2 separate regions of the Mus musculus genome follow, and region 1 is linked to region 2. The links are chromatin loops, found by intact Hi-C in ENCODE. Cell type or tissue: heart. All regions are shown on one strand. Region 1 has its middle 44 kb from the start of Bace2. Region 2 has its middle 38 kb from the start of Fam3b.

The links. Hi-C counts contacts between places; a loop is a spot of excess contacts. Peaks named below come from ENCODE experiments on the same cell type or tissue, not always from the same donor. Only the 100,000 strongest peaks of a DNase experiment are listed, where the experiment ranks them.
Region 1: it touches region 2 in a loop (7-fold over the local background); 15 of 42 quality-filtered maps call a loop at or near these places.

Annotation. Positions count from the first base shown.
Region 1 is chr16:97,311,218-97,315,217 of GRCm38, forward strand. No RefSeq gene overlaps it. Among named protein-coding and RNA genes, the nearest start is that of Bace2, 44 kb to the right of the region's middle. In heart, CTCF peaks have their summits at 1,819 (motif pointing right) and 2,030; no DNase peak of the experiment used is centred here; H3K27ac peaks cover 723 bases.
Region 2 is chr16:97,464,715-97,468,714 of GRCm38, forward strand. No RefSeq gene overlaps it. Among named protein-coding and RNA genes, the nearest start is that of Fam3b, 38 kb to the right of the region's middle. In heart, a CTCF peak has its summit at 2,048 (motif pointing left); no DNase peak of the experiment used is centred here.

The sequences.
Region 1 (4,000 bases), 150 kb before region 2:
GTGAGTTCTCCCAGAAACAAAGAGCGATTCTGCGTCATCTCCCTCCCCATACCCTGCTTCTGTGGGCATAAAACCTGCCTGGGAAAAATAAAAATTTGACAGCTTGATCAATCAGACTTGCTGTCCGTCCTTGTGTTCCTCACCCCTCATTCTCTCCGCAGGCGGTTCCTCAGACCCTGTCCAACTGTCCCGCAGGCAGAGGCACTAAGGAAGCTCACATACAAATTGTAACCTCAGCACATGACCTTCCCAGGTTGATTTTATTCCAAGAACATTAAATTATATGTCCTGACAACTTTTAGGCTGAAGTTAGTGTCACATTGACACTGTATAAACTACCTCCAGCATCCACCTTAGAATTTTCCATTTTCTCCAGCAGACACTCTGTCTCTACCAGACATTGACTGCTTGCCTCAGGGGACACCATCTTTGTGAGGTCTCAAAGAAACAGGGACAGAGGCTGAGCTGCACCTATTTAACATATCAAAGTGGAGGCTGGTGACTAGTCTCTCCTGGCACCACCAGTCCTTGTTGCAGAGTCCTGGCTCCTCTAGGCACTTCTCACCTTGCCTTGAGCCTGTCTCCTCCAGCTCCTGAGCTTCATTCCTCCCTGCAGTGTCTCTGATTCCTATACAACTTCAGCCATTTTGGCTATGCAGCCTTTTGGTCTCTCTCATGCTCTCAGTCCTGAGATCCCTCCTGCCCACCTCCCCTCCCCTCCCCTCCCCTCCCCTTCCCTCCCCTCTCCTCTCCTCTTTCTCATTTCCTCTCTTGCTCTCCCATCCCCTTCTCCCATGGCCTGGTTCAGTCTACTGGCCCTGTTCAGCCAGGACCTTTCCAGATGCCTCTGGCTATGTTCTCTCTCATGTCTACAGTAAATCTTCTCCCCAACCACACTGTGGAGCAGCCAAGGCCTCGCTTTTCATTCAGTCACCACTACCATTCTACCTTCTGTCTGTTAACCCTCTAACCTATGGTCTATGTGTAAGTGGTAACATGCACTGTTTTTCATGCATGCAATGTTGGAGTATGTACTGGGACGGTCTTTTTATAGCTGAATAATTGTCTGCTGCATGAATCAGATTTGGTTTTTGTGCCATCAACATGTAAGTGCTCTGTGAATCTCTCTCTCTCTCTCTCTCTACACACACACACACACACACACACACACACACACACACACACGGGGGGGGGGGTGTAGGAAAGCAACTGCTGTTTGCTTTCAACTAACCTAGCCACCAGTGGACTAGAAGTCACCCATTCTTCCTCACAGATCCCCTCTTCCAGCTTCTAGCAGTTGATGTCACAGTTAACACCACGAGATTCCCTTTTATAAGCACTCCTTCCTTAAGTGGCACCTTGTACCACCTCCCACTGGTTAATACTGAGCAGGACATTGGCTTCAGCCTTCTCTGTAGCAGCTGCTTGAGAAGTGAACACTTATTAAAAGAGATTCCATGGGAGTGTAGGGAGGGAAGAGAAGAGAGACTTTGCAATCACAGGCTTTTCTTGGGGACAGGCACTTGGGGACATCCAAGGGTGGAACCAAAGGACCGACTCATTGGCTTCAAGACTGGGGTTCTCACACAAGGTGGAAAACAGGTGACAGAGGAGGAAGAGTGACTGGTTAGTGTTCCTTCCTGGAAAGCACAGGGACACGGAGGAGGGAACTGTGGGCATTCAGCTCTGATTATGCATACTCACTGACCGCCAAGCACAACAAGCACTTGGAGATAGACTAACAATCTTTTTTCTTCTGGCCATACTGGACATAGATTTTGGTTCAGCAATGAGCTTCCTTTTCAGAGGATGCAATGCGAAGCTTCCCCAGTAGAGGGCACTAGATGGCCATGAAGGAATACTCGGTCTCTGCCAGGAAGCTGCCTGCTGGAGAGACAGAAGAATGTGGGGTGGGGGTGAAGAGAGGTAGGGGGTTGGGTGGGGGGACACAATGAAAAGAGGCAGAACTAGAGACTCAAAGAGTCGTGAAGAAAGCCTGATGTGAGTAGCCAGGGATGCCTCCTAGGTCCATGATGGGGTCCTGTCTTTTGCTGCCACCAGGGGCCACGTCTGAGTCTGTGGCCCTGCAGAAGTAGGGATCTGTTACTACAAAAAGGCCACGTGGATGCCCCCCGAGGGCTACTCTCCTGGTACATGTTGATGTCTGAGGGCTGTGCAGAACTGGCGTACCCTCGCCTGGACATTGTGGGAGAGCTGGCCCTGGGGAGATGTTAGCAGGAGAGAAAACTCCGCCCCTATCCAGCTGCAGTACTTAGGAGAGCAGATCTGACATTGTGGGTGAGCCAATCCCCCGGAGAGTATGAATGTGGAAGAGTTGGCCCAGCCTCTTGTCTGCTATGTGGTGACATGGGAGAGGGAGAGATGTCCCCCTTTCCCCCTTGCCACCTACAGCAGGCTAGGAGCTGGCCCTGAGGTCACCAGAGCAGGAGAGATCAGAGCCCTGCCCTCATTTGCTGCAGCACAGTAAAGCTGGCCCTGGTTGTGGAGGTTTCAGGAGAGCAGGCCCTGCCTCTTGTCTGCTGTGTCATGACATTGGCAAGAGAGAGATCCCCACCCTCCATTTTGCCCTCACAACTGGCAGCAGGTGGGAAAGTTGACCCTGACCAGGTCATGAGAGCAGAACGGGCCCTTCCCATCACCTGCTGAGTCACTTGGGAGAGCAAGCTCCCTCCTCTCCCCTTCCCTTCCTTGTCCCTTGCCATCTATGGCAGGCAGGAGAGCTGGCCCCACGGTCATGAGAGTGGAAGAACTGTCCATGTCCCTCACAGCTGCAACACTCAGAAGAGCAGGCCCTGCACCTCACCTGGACAGCAGAGTAGAGCTGACCCTGGTGGCAGAGATGGCCTCAAGGTTGTGAGAGTGAGAGAGGCAGTGAGCTGACCAGCTCAGATACCTCTCAGGCCCAAATCTAAGACTTTGAATTGGTCCACCCCAACATCTACCCCTTGATGAACTGCTGGAGTTCATGAAGGGGCCTAAACTCCTGTATCTCCATGACACAGGACAACAGCAGACTATCTGAGAGGAGTCCCAGCGAGCTTCTAGTATCAGTAGAGTGGCAGAAGCCAGAGGCCTTGAACCAGACCAACAAGTCATTCAATGAACATTTGGAAACAAAGAAATGTGGACAAAAAGGGTGTGATGTGGGACACACTATAACACACTGTAGCTTCCACAAGATTTTTTTTTTCTGCAAGGGTGGAGAGTGGACACAAGGGGAGGGGGAGATGACTGGGATTGGGATGCGTGATGTGAAACTCACAAGGAACCAATAAAAAGCTTTAAAAAATAATAAAACACTTAAAAGAGCAAATACATTCTATTTTCCATTTCATTCTTGACCTCTTAAAGTGGGAGGAGTGGACCAAACATTTAAAACTAAAGGAAATGATTTTAAATGCTAACATGGAATTATCACCCATCAAGCTAAGATGATGATCTTAGAAAGAGCTGTTTGCTTTCCTCTGTAGCTAAACATATCCCCTTGAACCTGACCTGCATCTGGTTGCTAGGGCAAGCACCAAATTAATATGTGTTCCTACATGGTGCCCTTAATAAAACCTGAGGAGGCATTTAAAAGTTGAAGAGATGAGAATATTAAAATCATTCCATCACCATCTGAGCACATGAAGGGCCACAAAGCTGGTGTAGACACCAAAGCAGTGTGAATCCACAGGAAAAACTCCTATTTCTTACTCTCCTGCTTTGTAGTTATTGCCTAAAAGATCAGCTTTCACCCTGCTGCACAGTCTCCCTAGGCTTTGCACATGGTCGTCTGAATCTCATGTATATGCTCTGTTATGTGAGCATCTGGCTCCACAGCTATTTCGCAGGGATGAGGGGAGACCCAACTGCTTTCTCCAGGAACCAACCTTGAGATTCTGTAGCTGATAATTATCACTTCATTTGGAAGCTCCCATAAAGCCTGTAGCTGTGACTGCATCATTGCTACCCACTAGCCAATCATGTGAAAGCCTTG
Region 2 (4,000 bases):
TTCTCTCACACATGCCCCTTGTCTATCTCTAGACACAGGACAAAGAGGGTCCTTTAGCTAGTGACTGCCAAGCACAAGAGACTGGAAAACAGCACCAGGTGGGGCAGTGAGGGTGAATTAAGATGCCTATCCCTCAATTCCTCATCCTCCTCCTTGGGTCAGGGTCTCACAGTATAGCTCAGGCTGACCTGAAATTCCCATTGTAGAACAGGCCGGCCTCAAACTCACTGCAATCTTCCTGTCTCAGCTTCCTAGTTAGCTCACTCTCTGCCTCATGATCATAGATGAAGGCATGAGCTCTCAACTGTTCTTTTACTCTACCATCATGGCCTGAAACTATGTCAAGTTAAACACTTTCTTTTATACATTGCCTTGGTCAAGGTGTGTTGCCACAGCAATAGAAAAGAAGCCAAGATACTAGCTAAGACTATGTCCCAGACTGGGAACTGAATCTCCAGCTCTCTCTATGTGCACTGGGCCATGCTGACTACAAAGGTACATGGTTCCCTGCAACCAGGAACTGCCAAAATGAAGATAACCCAAACCTTCAGAAAGGGGAATGGATGTGATTGTCTCCATGGCAGCAGCCACCTTTAAGGCCACCTGTCCTTGGGCAGATCTACAACTGGCTGGCAAACAATCCCAGCAATATACATCTATGGGGTCTTGGACACATCTCACCTCTACGTCATCTTCATTTGCTTGAATTCCAGTGTCATATGCACAGTGCCTCTTGACATCTGCACAACAGCAGATGGTAAACACTGAAGTGGAAACTTACGGGTTCTTTGGAAAGTCAATTGTGTTGGATGGTGTTTTGCTGGAGCAAACACATGAAGGAGTGTTTTCCTGAAGGAGTCATAAGTGAAAGACTGAGGCAGACTCATGAAATGTTTCGCTGAAGCAGACACAGGAAAGAGGATGCTCTGCTAAAGCAAGCACTCAAAAGGACACATGATGAAGGATTCTTTGCTAACAACATGCAAGTATTGGTCCACCTTGCATTACATAGTTGAGCTCCATTTGGCAGGACTCTGTGGATTTGGGCTGATTAGATGCATAAGACGTGTGCTGAGGCAAGGACACATGATGTTTGGAGGGTATAAATAGGGCCTGGTGACATGATTGGAGACAGAGCTAGGTTTGCTTATAGAGCTAGCTGTGCAACGCTTGTGGGTCTTGCTTCTTCGCCGATATTTGCTTCCCTGAGAGGGGCACAGTGAAGAACTTCTCCTGGAGTCCATTCCTGGTCCCTCCTGCTGACTCAAGTCAAGGCTGAGGCCTGGCTATCTCTGCTAGGTTGTGCCACCACTGCTGATTCATGTTTGCTATCCTGACTCTATCAAACTGGACAGCTGATGAAGTGTTTTTGGGTGGATGGAGCTGCCACTGCTTGCTAACCTGTGAACTGAACTGCTGATTTTCAGACAACACAGATGGGAGTTGCTCCAGGGAACCTTTCTAGGTCAACTTCCCAGTATCCTTTTTTGTTTTTAAAACAAAGTTTTATTAGATATTTTCTTCATTTACATTCCAAGCCAGTATCCTTTCTTTCTCACTACCTCTAGTGAGTGGTGGGCTAAAAGGGCTGACAGCAACAAAGCTGTCATGAATCAGCCTGTCCTGGGTTGACTCCCAGAGAGAACTCAGCAGCCTCTGGGGCTCTGTCCCAATGTGCTGAGTGACCAGATGTGCAGGGCCGCTGCCCAGCTGCCTGACTCTTCCCAGCTCCAGTTGTTTATCATTTATTATCCATAGCAGCATTTTGTATTTGTGTAAACACTTTGTTTTATTTTGAGACAGTCTTCTTGTGTACCTTGAACTCACAGCAATCCCTGCCTCTATTTCCCAAGTACTGGAATTACAGGTGTGCATTTCAGTGCACAGCTATAAACACTATTTTAAAGCGATTTCACACAGAGATAAAATGTAGCAGAAAGTACAGAACTGTATATGCCATTTCTTCATCCAAGTGCCCACTCCTGTCCTCAGCAGAGAACCTTTAGCTAGCTCAGTGGTAAACCTATAACAGCACACTGTCACCTAGTGGTCACAATTGACGTTTCTACATCACAGTCTGCTCTCAGCTTTGAACAAATACATGATGACAAAGACCATCATTATAGTGGACACCATCACTGCCCTAAGCTCCAGGACAAGATCTACCATGATAGTATTGCTCAGAGCGCCATCAAATACCCAAACCCCAGGGTTCTGGCACTGTCTCCCTTCTCCCACCCTTGGTGATCCCCAATAGCTCTTCTGTCCCCCAAACTGTGCCTTTTTTTTTTTTTTCAGGAATGTTACATAATTCACTCAGCAACTTTGTGATAACCATACCAGTATGAGCTTTCTAGTAGTTTCTGCCTGACCTTGCTTCCTAGAGTTGATTCAGAGCTCAGGACAATCAGAGGCTAATGGCTGAGGTCCACAGCTGAGAATAGCCCTTTGATTAGAATTCTCTTGGTAAGGCAAATTTTGCCTTTGAGGAAAGATATATTACATAAGAAGTTGCTTTTTCGTCAAAAAAAAAAAAAAATGAGCCGATCAGCTTATAACAAAGGTTCCTGTTGGTTCCTTGAGATGCTGGCCCATCACTGTTGAGATTTTGTCTTTTGTAATGCTAAGGGAAGCCTGGGTTGAGGTTTTCCAGGGCTTGGAAAGAGAGGACCTCAAGGCCAAGGAGTGACTGGGCTGGAGTCCTACAGTCCTCTTCAAGACCACACTCCCAATATCCTAACTACCTCTTGCTAGGCCCACCTCTTAGGAGTTCTATAAGCTCCCATTACTGTCACTCTGGGAACAAGTCTCCACTACATGAGCCTTAGGGAATGATTAATAAGCAAACCATTGAAGCTGCTAAAATATGCTGCAGACAGACACAAGTCATGGCCAGTGAGTCCAGGCCTGAAATGGAAAGTCAGGTATAAGCACAGTAGGTGTGAGCACAGTAGGTGTGCCGTCTTTAGCTCACAGTTTTAGTCAGTAGAATAAAAGTAAACACAAGTACCAGATACAAACGTAAAGAAAGGAATCTAGCCAAGGTTACACTCAAAGGTGTGGCCCAGTTCTTTATCCTCTGGAGGGGTTCCAAGCACAGCAGAGACAGTGTTGTAAGAGCAGGTGCCCCCAGAGGCACAAGAGCCCCCGTCCCTGTTCAGTGCTGGGGCTGGACACTAGTGACATTCATCACAACACAAATGCAGCCGAGAGCCGGGTACCAGCTTATGCAACACGAGTGAATCTGCAGTCAATGCCTCAGAGTTTCTTCCCTGACAGTGTGGTCTGTGGGGGTTGACAAAGGGTCAGGTAGAAAGAGTTGCCATGGGAATAGGATAAAAGGCTGGGCATCTTTAAGCCAAAGACCTGAACCCTGCCTGGCTAGGCATGCCCTGAGCCTGTCACCTGACAATCAGAGGGGTCAGCATGCCTTAAAAGGAGATACGATGGAAATGCATTTCCTCCTTTCTTACCCGGAAGATCTGTGGGTACTTAGTGGTTAACAACGCCTACCAACTTGGTTAGTCCTGTAATCAGCTAAGAGACAAGCCTCTGGGCATGTCCATGAGGAAGTGTTTAGGTTAAGTAAATTGAAGAAGACAGGCACACCCAGAATAAGAGCAATACCTTTCCCTGGGCCAATATTCCAGACTGAGAAAAAGAAAGAGAGAGAGAGAGAGAGAGAGAGAGAGAGAGAGAGAGAGAGAGAGAGAGAGAGAGAGAGAGAGAGAGAGAGAGAGAGAAAAGAAAGTAAGCACTAATGGCCATCCCTCTGCTTCCTGACTTTGGATGTAACATGGCCAGCTGCAACCTCCAACCACCTTGACTTCCTTGTCATGATGGACTGTATTCCTAAAACTGAAAGCGAAACTCTTATGTTGCTTTAGTTAGTTCTTTAGTCACAATGAGACAAGTCACTATTATAGGTACCAAAGCCCAAAGGAGTCTGTACAATTGTGCTTAGGGCTTATTTGCACCCAACAGATTTGGGGTCCACAGC